2 separate regions of the Homo sapiens genome follow, and region 2 is linked to region 1. A link is a loop called in an ENCODE intact Hi-C map of the cell type or tissue named here. Cell type or tissue: IMR-90. All regions are shown on one strand. Links, peaks and the distances in the headings refer to the core of each region. The heading gives the core; the rest is flanking DNA.

Evidence for each region. A loop is a pair of places that touch in the nucleus more often than their neighbours do. Peaks named below come from ENCODE experiments on the same cell type or tissue, not always from the same donor. Only the 100,000 strongest peaks of a DNase experiment are listed, where the experiment ranks them.
Region 2: a loop joins it to region 1, with 2.3 times the contacts of the local background. A loop is called at or near these places in 1 of 110 quality-filtered maps.

The regions. Positions count from the first base shown.
Region 1 is chr2:220,002,135-220,010,824 of GRCh38, reverse strand. All of the region lies in intron 1 of LOC105373891 (a long non-coding RNA gene), which reads right to left. Among named protein-coding and RNA genes, the nearest start is that of MIR4268, 100 kb to the right of the region's middle. In IMR-90, for the core only: no CTCF peak of the experiment used is centred there; a DNase peak (open chromatin) is centred at 4,404.
Region 2 is chr2:220,089,734-220,094,857 of GRCh38, reverse strand. All of the region lies in intron 2 of LOC105373893 (a long non-coding RNA gene), which reads right to left. Among named protein-coding and RNA genes, the nearest start is that of MIR4268, 190 kb to the right of the region's middle. In IMR-90, for the core only: no CTCF peak of the experiment used is centred there; no DNase peak of the experiment used is centred there.

The DNA of each region.
Region 1 (8,690 bases), core at 1,996-5,995:
CTCTGGGCATCCCCTAAATGAACTGATTGTAAGTGGGTCTCCTCTACACAACATCGGGCTCCACATGCCATGGAGAAGCCCACACAACAGAGCTTGGAAGTAGCAGGGGGTACAAGGGGTAAGCAAATCCCTGAGGCCTGGGCACAGTTTTAAATCCAATTCAATTATAATCAATATAATACCCACGAGGGACAACCGAAGGGACCCTTTGCTCCTAAACCTGAAAACTCCTTGAAAATCATCATTGTAGATTTTAGAGTAGAGCTATCACCCTTCTAAGGCCACATGCGATTCTGATCATGCACTAACCAAAATGATAAACTTCTACACTGGACTTCTGCCTGGTTCCATCAGTCCGGCCATTCTTGAGGTGTCTCAGTCATCATCATCTGCCTCTGCCCAAGACCTACCCTAAGTCATACCAGCAAATGGTCTTGTTGACTTTTGCCTCAAGCCACACCATCTATGCACATTCACTTTCTTGATCACCACTTCCTTCTATCCTGACCTGTCTGCACCTGTGATCTTCATCCAAGTCTCTACCCCAAGACTCAGCCTCTAGCTCAAGACAGGAAGCTGGAGAAGGCAATAAAAGAAACACGAGATTATCACAGATACTTTTTCCAGCTCCACACCTAGAATCATGCAAAGGAGATGACCCAGAAGAGAAGTCAGTCATCAGGCTTTAAGTGTGAATGTCCCAGAATATTCCACTGTACTTTCATTGAGTGAAATGGGGGCTGCCCACTCCATCCCATATTGCATGGAAGGCCTGAGGGATGGTGAGTCAGGACAGACCCCTTCCAGATCATGTACCTTTAGTCCAGCCACTGTGCACCTGCACTGTATTCCATGCACTGTGTACCTGCCAGACCATAAATCTGAGCTGTCAACACCCCAACAGAGCTCACAGCAGGCATCCTGGAACTGATTCCCTCTAATCCCTTTCTGATCTGCTGTTTGTCTGGCAACTGACTCTTGGTTCTATCTCCCATTTATAGTCCTGCTGGCTTGACAGATGAGTGTATTCTCCTGATCTCTCAACTCCCTGTCAAAGGCACTGGCTTGGTCTTACTCACCAGCTCTCATGTTTTTTTATTTTCAGGATAAACCCCCACACACACTCAAAGTGCCTGTGAAGACCCCACTGAGCTCCACTCACATCTACTGGGGCCTCTATGGGGTGGGGGTAGGGATTGACAGAAGTTGAGTCTTTTTATCCTGAGGACATGGTCCAAATCAGGGACTCATGGAAGACTGTTGAATAACTGAGTGATGCATAAGGACCTTGACCTCATAAGCAATTGTCCTTCCAAACAGAGAAAACTGGCCCACAATGAGCTATTTCTGAATGAGTTTGCATAAAATGCTGGTGAAAAGTGATACCCAGAGGAAGACTAGCCAGACTGAACTACTTAAGGAAACAAAGCATCTTTGAGAAATAAAATTAATTAACTGCTTCCAAAGGGAGCAGAAAATAGGAGGCTGGGAGGGGCCGGGAAATTTTATATAAATTTCCAAAGGACTAGGAACTTGAAAGTAAACTAAGGGAATTTCAAGCTCTAAATTAAAAAAATGCCTTCCAACATCATGGCTTAGCAGTATGCGATAGGCACTCAAAACTGGGATTTGGTTATGTACAAAGCAAAGCTCTGACCAAGGAAAACAATAAATTAAATGCAAAAATCGACAGGATTTGGGCTTTTTAAAAGTTACTGCACAATATTCTCTGAGGGTGATTTCAGACTAGACCTTGACAGAGTGAGATTGTGAATATAAAAGTGAGCTTTTGTCAATCAGAAGGCACTTCTGCAGAAATAAGTTTCTAGAGAATAACCAAAGGGGATTTCAAAGATCTAGTTTACATTCTTTGTGTCTTCAGGCCCATTTCCTTGGGATTTAAGAAACCATAAGGATTTTGAGATCATGAAACAGTCATATGAAACACTGCTTAGTATGGGTCTCACTGTATATGGTACCCCAGTCAGGGACATTTTATTTTTGTCTGTACTTTGACCAAATTCCTTTGCCCACCAGCCCCCATTCCTCCAATCTTTTAAGGTTTGCCAGCTTGTTAGTGGAGAGGAAATAGTAGTTATATCCCATCTGTCCTCCATGACTCTCACAAGCAAATCAGAAAGTGGTGGGGACATGCCGATAGATGAGGAGGTTCCAGAACCAAGATACACCCACCCTGGGAAAGAAACATTCTGTAAGGTAAGGTCACATAAACTCCAGGAAAGGGGTTTCTTCTGCCAGTATCTGCACTAAAAGAAGATTCTATTAAAATTAATAACTTTTCTTTATCAGGCACTGTGTGAGGAACTTTATATACATAATCTTAATGTTGCCATTTGATCATAAAGATAATTCAACTTCACAATTTGACTCCAGCAGTATGTTGATCCTGCTATATCCAAGAATTTAGCATCAACAAACCAGAACAACTGTCATCTCCTTGGTATGGGGGGTGTGTGTGTGTGTGTGTGTGTGTGTGTGTGCACATGCATGGACATTTTCCCTGTGTTGCTCTTCCTCTTTGCACCTGTGTTTCTTTCCCTGTCTCCCTCACTCTGTGTGGCTGCCCCTGTAAATCTTCCACTTTCCCTGAGTCTAGTCTATGCCTTTGTCTATGTATTTTCCTCTCTATCTTTGTGTATGTGTGTTTGTGAATGTATTCCTTTACATTTCTCTGCTTCCTTATCCAGGCAAGGACAACAACCTGAGAGGCAGTGGGCCTCTTCCTGTCTTCCTTCTTGTGCTGAAAGTCAACAGAGAAGAGAATCAGTCCTCAGGATCTCACTGAGCCTTTTTTAGAATATCCATCACCACCCCTTCCTTTGCTCCCTGTTTCTCCAGGCTCCCTTCTCCCAGCAAACAACCAACTTCGTTCCACACTCATGTGCATGCATATGCATTCATACATACAGGGCTGCATTTATTCCTGACTTTCTATCCTTCATGTGATAAATAATTGTTAACACTTATTAAAAGCTACTATGATCTGAAAGTTTGTGTCCCCCCAAAATTCATATGTTGAAATGTAATTCTCAACACAATAGTACGAAGAGATGTGGCCTTTAGCAAGTGATTTAGGTGAATGGGATTCGTGATTAGGCATTAAGAGAGCCCCAAGGGAGCTTGTTTGCCCCTTCTGCCACCAAAAGACACAGCTAGAAGGCACCATCTATGAGGAACAGGCCCTCACCTGATGTCAAATCTACCTGCTCTTTGATTGTGGTCTTCCAAGGCCCCAGAACTGTGAGTAATAAACTTCTGTTGTTTATAAATTATCCATTTTTTTTGTTTCAACAATCAGAAAGGGCTAAGACAAAAGCTAACTACATACCAAGCACTGTTTGAAACACCTAATATTTACCCATTACAACCCCTTATAAGGGTTATTATTATCTCTACACTCCAGATGAGGAAACTGAGGCATGGACAATGTAAGTAACTTGCCAAAATTCATACAATAGCAGGAGAAAAGCTGACATTCAAACTCCACAGTCTATGCCATAAACCACTACACCATATTGCCTGTACCTTACAGCCAGTGATTAGCAGATATTAGTAGAGAAAGCGACGTGTCCTCTTTATTCTCTAATGAGCTCCCAGAACTCCATACATAACAAGCTTCTCTCAAGATCAAACAGTTTTAGTATGCTGAGCAGCACAGAAAATTTGGGGTCATTATGAAAGGGGACTAACTTCTTTGAATACTGGGGGAAAAAATCACATTTCCCCCGACTTCGTATTTAGAGAATAATCAAGAAAATGTTCCCCTTTCTCTCTTACTGAATACAATTTATCTTTATCAAACCAGAAAAGAATGTACCTCCAGCTGGAAGTTTCTCACAAAGCCTGTTGAGATGAAAGGTACAGTAATAGATACACAAAGCAGTTGCTTTTTATCTGTGAAGAGCTGGTTTCATATAATTCTTTCATAAAAGTGAAAAATAAGACATTGTGTTTATGTGGAGCATACATTTGTCTGCATCACAAAAAAAGAGGAGTGTGACCGTCTACTGGGACAGCCTAAATCCTTGACTGTTTGCATTTGGTCTGGCCCAGGTGCTCCATTAATAGTGGAAAACCTGCTTTTTCAGCACATGAAGTGGCCAATTTAGGCTCAAAGTCACTGCATTTGTTATCTGTCCTAAACAGGAGCCCAACCCATACTTTTTGCTCAGCTAAAGAAAAAGAACATTGAAAATTTAGTAAACAGGACAATTGATGGCACCTGGCTTTGTGTCAAGCAAAAGCCGGTCTCTGCAGTGAAAAGTCCTGACCTTGAAAAGCTGGTTAAAATGGATGATGCGTGGGCTGCTGGCTGGAGAGCCAGCGGGAAGTAGGTCAGTGAAGCTATAGGCTGGCTTCTGTCACTCCCAGCCTGAGCTTGTGCAACTCAAAGGGGAAAAAAATGTTCTCAGACAGAAGAGGAGACTGTGTGTGGTTCCGGGCAGCATGTAATATTGACAAAACCATCACCACCGAATGAAATCATCGAGGAGAAGCTGTCAGCCCCTGCCACATCCGGGAGCTATTTCTGCTCCTTTAATTAATTAAGGGTTGTCTTGTCTTAGTTTTTATTTTAACCACAGAAACGAACTTTGTTGTCCACTTTCTCTAGGCCCCACCACACTGCCAACTCTTACAGGCTGTCCACCAAGCATTTAATGGCCCTGGCTGGGCTGATAGACAGGAGGGAATAATGAGGAAGCCCAAATTGCAAAGGGACTTTAGACAGAAGGCAGAAGCTGTCTGTGATGGAAGTCAAGCCCTGGACCATCCTATCACCCACCCACCCGCCCTCCTCACTTGCTCTCCAAGGAGCTGCAATGCCTCGTTCAAGAGCAAAGTTTCTGGAACCTCCTGGGCTTCCTTAGCTGTGTGATTTTGGGTCCATTCCTAACTTTCTGTGTCTCCATTTCCTCACATGTGAGGTGGGAGTAATGAATGACCCTCATAGGGTCGCTGTGTGGAACATTCATGAGAGCCCCAGGAGAAAGCAGATGGTGCACTCAAACTGGGATAACCCAAGGAGGGTTTCATAAAAGAACTATTGACAAAGGAGTGTGGAGAGTGCAGAAAAAGCACAAGGGAGGGTGCAGCGCCCGAGGATAGTAAAGTGGGTGCCATTATCAGTCCCGAAGGGGCACCTGGAAGAGTGTGTGTATCCACATCCAAAGAAAGTAGGAGCTCCGTGATGTGAGCTATGACCTTCAATGCAGGCACGCAGCCAGCTGGTAGCAACCTGACAGAAAGGGAGGCTTATGAATAAATGCATCAACCACACTCTCCTCCTCCCCTTGGGGTCTCCATACGTCCCTTCAGCTGAAACCATAAGAACCCAACAGACAAGGCAGCCCCTTAATGCATTCCATATGAGGCACCCAGCAGCAAGTGGATCTGCAGGGGCAAATGGGAGACACTGAGCACCAAGAATTTGATGAGGCAAGGTAGTAGATTGCTTAGTGCAGTGCCTGGAACATGCATTCAGTGTGTACTAACAGCTTCATATGTGTTACTAGGCAGGGATGTCACACAGATGAGGCACCCTAGGGAAGGAAAACTGTGGGCCAGGAAAAGACCACTCAGCCTCAGCCTTTCCTGGTTCTGAAGTTTCTGCCTCTGCAGGAGGATCCAGAACCTCAGGGTTATTGCCCTGCCACTGATTCTGGGATCTTAGGCAAGCCCATTCCCCACTCTGGCCTTTGTTTTCTTGTCTGTTAAATTAAGATGTTAGGGGATAAGATGAGTTTAGGTATTTTCCAGTCTAATGTGCTGTGATTCAAGCACATTTTGTGTTTATAGCCAAATTTAAAGCAATTTATAACCAGTCAATCCTAATTGTATTTGTTTTGGGACACAAGATGAATTGCAGGACTTGGGCAACACAATGGGAATTGTAGGTGCTCTGCACATAAGGTTGAGATATGCCTGGTGCAGCCATTGCCCCTTCCCCATCCTGTTCCAGGGATTCTCCCAGGTTCCTGCCAGCCTCACGGTTTCACACCCACTTCCTAAGAGGAAGCAAAATCCTAAAGTGAGGGGAAGCTGGCCTGAGCTCCTCCAACATTCCTTGACCCCTCTCCCCTGTTGAGCTCACCTTCTCTCAGCATCCACCTAACCAGTATTTTTTTAATTGCCAAAAGATACCTTTAGTAACACTTTACACATAGCTAGTATGTATAATATAGGGAAGAGTTAAGATACCTGGTTCTAGCTAAATTACAGTCAGACCCACTGGGCTAGCACCTTAGCCAATACTGCTGCTGAAGCCCCTCAGTGGAAGCCAAGGGCTTCAGAGAAGACAGTTTGAGGACCCTTCCACCCACAGCATCCTTCTCATGTTCCTCACAACATTCTCGGTCCCTCTGGAGAGTCTCCTCTTCCCTCCTGTGTTCCAAACTAGAGAACCTCAACTAGTCAATTACTATCTACAAGGAGATTTTGCAGCCTACACAATAGTAATGGCATCTTACCATTGTAGAGTGCTCAGCTGATTACACAGCCCTTTCACACACATTATTGTATCCCCAGAACAACCCTGTACTTCCCCAACTTCACACCAAAGTAAGCAGCACAGTCAGGCCCGGAACTCATTTTTTTTTAACTCCAAGTTCACTATTCCCACACCAATGGCCAACCAGAGACCGCAAGCTAAATACCAGCATCTTTTGTTGTGGTGTCCTAAATGATTTTTAAAATTATTATTTGCATTAGTGCCACCATCTTCTTTTCTTAACTCTATCTAAAATCCTTCCCTCTCGTGCATTGTCTGCCTCCTCTCCTAAGCTCCCCAAGATGAAGGGCTGCCTGTCTCACACACGATGGTATCCCCCAATCCCTAACCCAATGTCTGACACTCAAAATGCATGCAGTAAGTGCTTATCCGCTGAATGAAACACAGAATCCCATACTCCTATTCTTTTAGGTCATTTACCCTCATTAGGTTTCAAGGCTCCCAAAACTAAAAATAACCACGTTTGACTCAGCAGCGGGTGAATGTCCAGATTACTTTTAGTTTCTGGGTTAAGGAGGAAAACTGGGCCAGACCCAGACAGAACAGACTACCTGGTGGTGCATCCTTGCTGGAGGAATGTTAAAGACCCTTGTGTAACAAATATTGATGAAGGCTGATTCTACTTTTCATTTTCCCAGGAGTCCCAACCGAAACATCCTACAGTTTCTAGAAGTGTATGATTCTCTCCCACAAAACTATGAGCTATTTGGGAAGAAGAATTCTGCCTGGCTGCTCTTTTTTTTCCCCTAGAAATGAGAAGTGGATCACGCAAGGTTCTGCATAACAGTTTGACGAATGCTTGAGATTGGCCAGCAATGCAAGCCTCAGCACCAGAGTGTGGAATCGTAGAATGTTAGAACTGGAAAGGATTTCAGCAACATCTCAAACTGCTCTGTACAATATGTTAGCCCCTAGCTACATGTGGCTATTTAAGAATAAATCAAAATTAACTGAAATTAAAAGAAGTTGAAAGTCTTCAGACATACTAGCCACTTTTCTAAGACTCAAAAGCCACTGTCTAGAGGCCACTGCATGGGAAGGCACAGATATGAGAATATTTCCATCATGGCAGAAAGTCCCTTTGGATAGCACTGAAAGGATCTCATTTATAATGAGAGAATTGAGTCTCAGAGAAGGAAAGTAATTTCCCCCGAGTCACGCAGTGAGTGAGAAATGAAAACATGAGCTCTGGCTTAGGTTCTTACCTAAGTCTCCCGGTTACTGCTCAGCACTTTTTAACCATTACACTGGATTCACAAATTGTGAGGGCCTTGCCTAGAAGAACAACCACATGTCCTCTTCTTTCAAGGCAGCATAACTCTGGATAGCTAGTAAGAAATCCTAGATGCACATGGCAGAGAACAAATGCTAGACCCAGCAAGCAAATGACAGGAAACTGTAGCTTCCCACAGAAAGCTAAAGCACCAGAGATCTGAAGCAGGCCGCAATGTGGGCTGTCTTTTTTTTTTTTTTTTAAGCTTCTCAAAATTGTTTTCATTTCAATGTTGGAGGTTAATACCCAAGACGGACACTCTTTTTGAAGAGTCCCTTTTGATTTTAATTTCTTAAAGTCTTTATTTTAACTCCCCTTTCTGTTTATATTATACCCATCCCACAAGTTTTCTTTCTTTCTAGGTAACTTGATCCACGAAAATGTGCAGAATCCATTTATGCCCACTGCTTTTAATTAAACATCAACTCGTTCTTTCAACTGGGTCTTTTAGGATTTTACATTGTCTTTTCTAAATGTACGTGTCTTTTTCTGAAATTACATCCAATCAAGTTCTCAAAAATGTATTTCCTAATCTTTAAATAGCTGGGAGTGAGTTTTGGCAACAGCTCAAGAAAACCTACAAAAGGGAAGAAGTCGGCTCTACCCCTCTCTCCTGCATAGGAGCAGGGCTCATAATCCAAGTCAAGGTCTACACACATAGACCTCAGGGCATTTAACATCCAACTGAGGCCTGCAAACCCCAGGGTACAGATTCCACATCTGAAAGAAGCCTACACATCTTGTCACAGAAACAGTGACAGTTTCTATCTGTTTTTATTAAAGTCACATGGTGAGAAGCAGGATCCAAGGAAACAAGCATTTGCTCTCGATGGTCCAGACTTCCAGCAGGAACATTTGCCACAACAGACACACCAACAAATGACAGCA
Region 2 (5,124 bases), core at 573-4,572, 85 kb before region 1:
TAGCAATGTGCCCAGCACATCAAAAATATTAAATATAGGCAGGGAGGGAGGAAGAAAGGGAGGGAGGAAGAAAGGGAGGGAGGAAGAAAGGGAGGGAGGAAGAAAGGGAGGGAGGGAGAAAGGGAGGGAGGAAGAAAGGGAGGGAGGGAGGAAGAAAGAGGGGAGGAAGAAAGCGGGGGAGGAAGAAAGGGAAGGAGGGAAGGACAGAAAAAGAAGAACCATTCATTGTGATCAAGGAAGAGTGTTTGACAACTCAATGACTGTCCCGTGGCTGCTGCCTATTGTCCACTCATACCCACACCTCACATCAAGCCCAGGAAAGGACACAAAGGACCAAAGCAGCTCAAAGTACATCAGAGTGTATTTAACCACTCCTGCCTCAGGGGTTCACCACTCACTCAATGGGTTACCAAGTTCTGCTTCTGAACATATAAGTCTTTTGTAAACACCACACTGCTTTACCCTCTGCCTGGAATGATCTTCCCCCAGGTCACAACTCAAATATGACCTCCTTAGAGCAACCTTGACCCATCCCCACATCTACTGTAGACCTGCAGGCATCATCATCTCCCCATCTTTTATTCTGTTCACAGTGATTATTCTGATCACTCCCCAAAATTATACTGTTTGTGTGTTAACTTGTTTATTGTCTGTTTCTTCCCGGTAAAATGTAGGTTCCAAGAGAGTAAAGATCTTATTTTCAGAGTTCATCACTGTATCTTCCAGTTAAGAACAGTTCCTGGCACATAGTATATTCTCAATGAATATTTTACTGAATGAATATCAAATCAAAAAGATGAAGACACACAGCAATAAGGGTGGATCTGTATAGTGCTTGGTGAATAAAAATACAAGGAACAGGCTGGGCATCGTGGCTCACACTGTACTTCCAGCACTTCGGGAGGCCAAGGTGGGCAGATCACTCGAGGCCAGGAGTTTGAGACTACCCTGGGTAACATGGCAAAACCCTGTCTCTACTAAAAATACAAAAATTAGCCAGGAGTAATGGTGCACGACTGTAGTCCAGCTGCTAGGGAAGCTGAGGCATGAGAATCGCTTGAACCCAGGAGGTGAAGGTTACAGTGAGCCAAGATCACACCACTGCACTCCAGCCTGGGTGATAGAAAGAGACTCAATCTGGAAAAAAAAAAAAAAAAGCAAGAAACAGAATGAGATCTATAAAAAAATCCATTTATGTAGATTAGAAATGCTGGTATGTAAGGCATTAATACATTTGCAAGGCATTAAACCATTGACTGTGTTGAGGACAGGAGAGGACTGAAACATAGGAATTTTTTAAGTGACACACATACAAGCAAGAAAGAAGTCACTACTCATCATGCATTGATTTTGATCATAGCCATGACCTGAGATATAGAAAAAAAGAAGAGGGAATATTAGAGGTACTTAATATCAGACTCACACTGGGTTACTAATTTATATATAAGTTTAGATAAATAGATGACAGATATTGGATGGTATAGATAATAAATAGAAAGATAAATAGATGAAAAGATAGATTAGCTAGACAAACAGACAATAGAGAGAGAGAGAGAGAGAGAGAGAAATAGGTAGGTAGGTAGGTAGACAGACAGACAGACTACTTGGTAAACTGTTTATGCCATGATATGGATTTGCTTCTCCTCCCTTGACATTTTGGTAGTTATAACAGAGTTCCAAATAAAATTCTTCCTCCAGGTACCATAGAGGAGAGAAAAACAAAATGCTTGAACAAGTGGGCATGAAAGTCAAGATTCTGCTCCCCAGAGAGAGCAACCCAGAGAAACCACCCTCCTAGGGGAGGAACAGAGCCTCGTCCTGCTTTGGTTCCACACCCAGATCACTGCGTGCCCTTCAGGAACTTATTCAGACCTACGTTCCTTTATTTATCAAACTGTTTCAACTGATTTCTTTTTATGGTGCCCAAATGTTAGGGAGCATTTTAGGAACATGAAACCAAAATGGTGTGCAGGGATCCCCGGGACACAGTGTTAGGAAGCGGATGGGAGCCGATGATTAGACATGATGTGCAAACCACACAGGGGTCCCTGTAAGCCACAGCTGGCTGTGTAGCATAGATACAAATAACCCCAGACTCAAAGAATGTTAGAGCAAGATGAAGTCTTTAGCAATCTAGGCAGACCCCCCTCCCCTCCTGGTTTGCACAGTCTTAGAGAAACTTGCATTTACACTGAGTAAATGGCAAAGCCAGGGTGGGAACTCTATTCTCCTGACTGCTTCTCTCCAGTGCTCATTCCTGGAGCCTGAGGATAACCCTGTGTTTCCACATAGTCCCACTGCTGATGTGCGTAACGAGGATGAGAAGCCAGTTTGCCTCGCCCGCCCCAAAGGAAGTTGTGTGCTATACTTTTGAAATACATTAAGTTTTTTTCACCTGAAGTGAGTCCTTTCCTTTTTTATCTATTTCCCAATGTTCTAGACATGCAATATTTTTACTAGTAATATATACTGGCTTATGTACAGTGACTCTCAAAATATATTTCTTGGTTCTACTTTTTGATTCTAAAAGTATTAACAAGTAAATATACATATATATGTCTACACACATATGGGCATCTATATCTATATAAATGCATATACTTTCAAATTTCCACATTTATATACAGTGCAATCAGGACTGCATTCTATAGTTATTACCGCCCCACGCTCTCAACCATCCTTATTTACTTTTGATGTAGAAAGGAAAGGAAACAAAAAGGAAACTCTCCACTCTTAAGATAACTTGCTGGTGACCCCGGGTAAATGACAGCCAAGCAAGACTTCAAGGAACTTGTTACTTACAGCTTGAATTTCAGGCAAACATCTTCCTGCATTTCTAATGAAAACCGGATTCTTCTCCCTTCTTTTGAAGTGCTCTTTGGGAATTGTTTGAGTGTTCTTTGCAATCTTTTATACCCAGCCTAAGGACTCTGACAAACTCTCTCTTTCCCTTCAAAGGCTTGTTAACTATGTGATGAATACACCTGTCACTTCCAATTCTAACCTTACTTTCTGTTGTGATGGCTGTAGAATTTGGTATCTATGGCAACTTTTCAGTGGCTCAACATCGATTAAAAAATGATTGGCTTATCAGGGTTGCTTGGTTGATTGATGGAAATGATCAGTTGCTCAAAATAATCATGACAGATAAAGTCTCCTAATTAGCTAGTATTTGCAAGATTCAGAAATTTTAGATTTCTTTTTTTTTTTTATTATTTCCATGCAAAAGTAACTGGGATCTAATTCTACTAAAGTAGTTACAAGTTAATTTGGACTGCCTCAATGAAGGGAACTTGATTCAATTCACATATTTTATTTCGCAGCCAAATGGCACATTTTGTCTATTTTAGAAAATTTACTCCTTGATTTTCTAATATCTCAAGGTCAGAGGCCAATTTATGTGTTTTAAAAAAATTAACTTTGGTACTAAAAAAAAAAAATAGCCAGGTTTAGAGCATTTGCAAATGAATTCTAAAGATTTTTATTCTAATCCTTACCCAAGTGCGTAAAACAAGGAAAGACAGTATTGTATGGGAGAAATGTTAACTACAGCCTGACCTTCCCAGGAAATTTAAATGCTTTATCTTTGAATAGAACATTTTAAATCAACATCTTCAAAAGTATAGTGATATATCAGTGATTGTATACAAGATAAATTTAGGTAGTCCACAAACTTTCTTAATAACCAAGTAGTTATTTATTTTACTGTGACACTGCTGTTGTTCAAACATTTTTTAAAAAGTGGCAACTTCATATGGTTTTGCTTAATATTTTATCTTTAAAAATAACTGTATTCACTTTCTAGGACTGCTATGAAAATGTACCACAAATTAGGCAGCTCAAATAAACAAAAATCTATTGGTTCACAGGTCTGGATGCTAAGAATTTGAAATCAAGGTGACAGCAGGCCATGCTTCCTCTGAAACCTGAAGGGGAATCTTTCCTTGTCTTTTCCAGGCTTTGGCATCTGCCTGCAATCTTTGGCATTAATTGGCTCACAGATGCGTAACTCTAAATCTCTGACTTTGTCATCACATGGCATTCTCCGTCTTCTTATAAGGGCACCAGTCACATTGGATCGGGGACCCATCCTACTTCAGTATGACCCCATCTTAACTAATTACATCTACAATGACCCTACTTCCAAATAAAGTCAAATTTGGAGGTAGTGGAGGTTAGGACTTCAACATATAAATTTTGGGGGGACACCATTCAACTAATTAACAATAACTAGCCCATTAAGTCTGTGATTTCACAGATAATATTGCTTAGTATGAGGCTAGAACGGCTTTTGTTTTTAAGTTACAGTTGATGCTTTTAAAACTAAATAGGGATGGTATGTGAACATGGCAAAATTTGTCCACATCGCACTGAGAATGACAGAAGCTGGAGGGTGAGCTTAACCGTAAAACCAGCCATAAATGATCCCCTCCCTGTTTCCTCATCCCTTTACAATGTTCCCTTGCAGCAATTCCCATCAAGAAGTGGAGTCTGTTTCTCTACCCCTTAATTCTGGCTGCCCTCATAGTTTGCTTTGGCCAGATTAGCAAGTGTGCCCTAAGGGGAAGTTTGAAAAATGCTTGCTCATTGGGCTTGCCTTCTCTCCCAGGCTGCCCTGCTGAAAGATGAGAGAGATGACACGAAGCAGAATTGAGACAACGAGCAAATGATCAGCAGCCCCTAAGCTGACCCAGCTGCAGACTCCAGACACAGACTTTTGCCCCAGACAAGACTAGCCAGCCCCGTGTCCACATATAGCAGAGCCATCTAGCTGAACCCAGCTGAAATTGTCAATCTACAGAATCTTAAGCTTAAAAAGGAAAGAAAAACGTGCGCTCTTTAAAACTACCCATCAAACTTTCTAATCAATTTTCTGCTTATTTTACCTAGTGATTACAATAGATAGCAGTTACACCAATTTTATAGGTAATTTTTTCATCAAAGTTGCTTTTAGGGTATCAGAAATGTTGGTTGGGGATGAAACACTGTATTGCTCAGGGTTCTCTTAAAGGGACAGAATTAATAGGAGATACACATATACGTGTGTGTGTGTGTGTGTGTATATATATATATATATATATATATATATATATATAAAGGGGAGTTTATTAAGTATGAACTTAC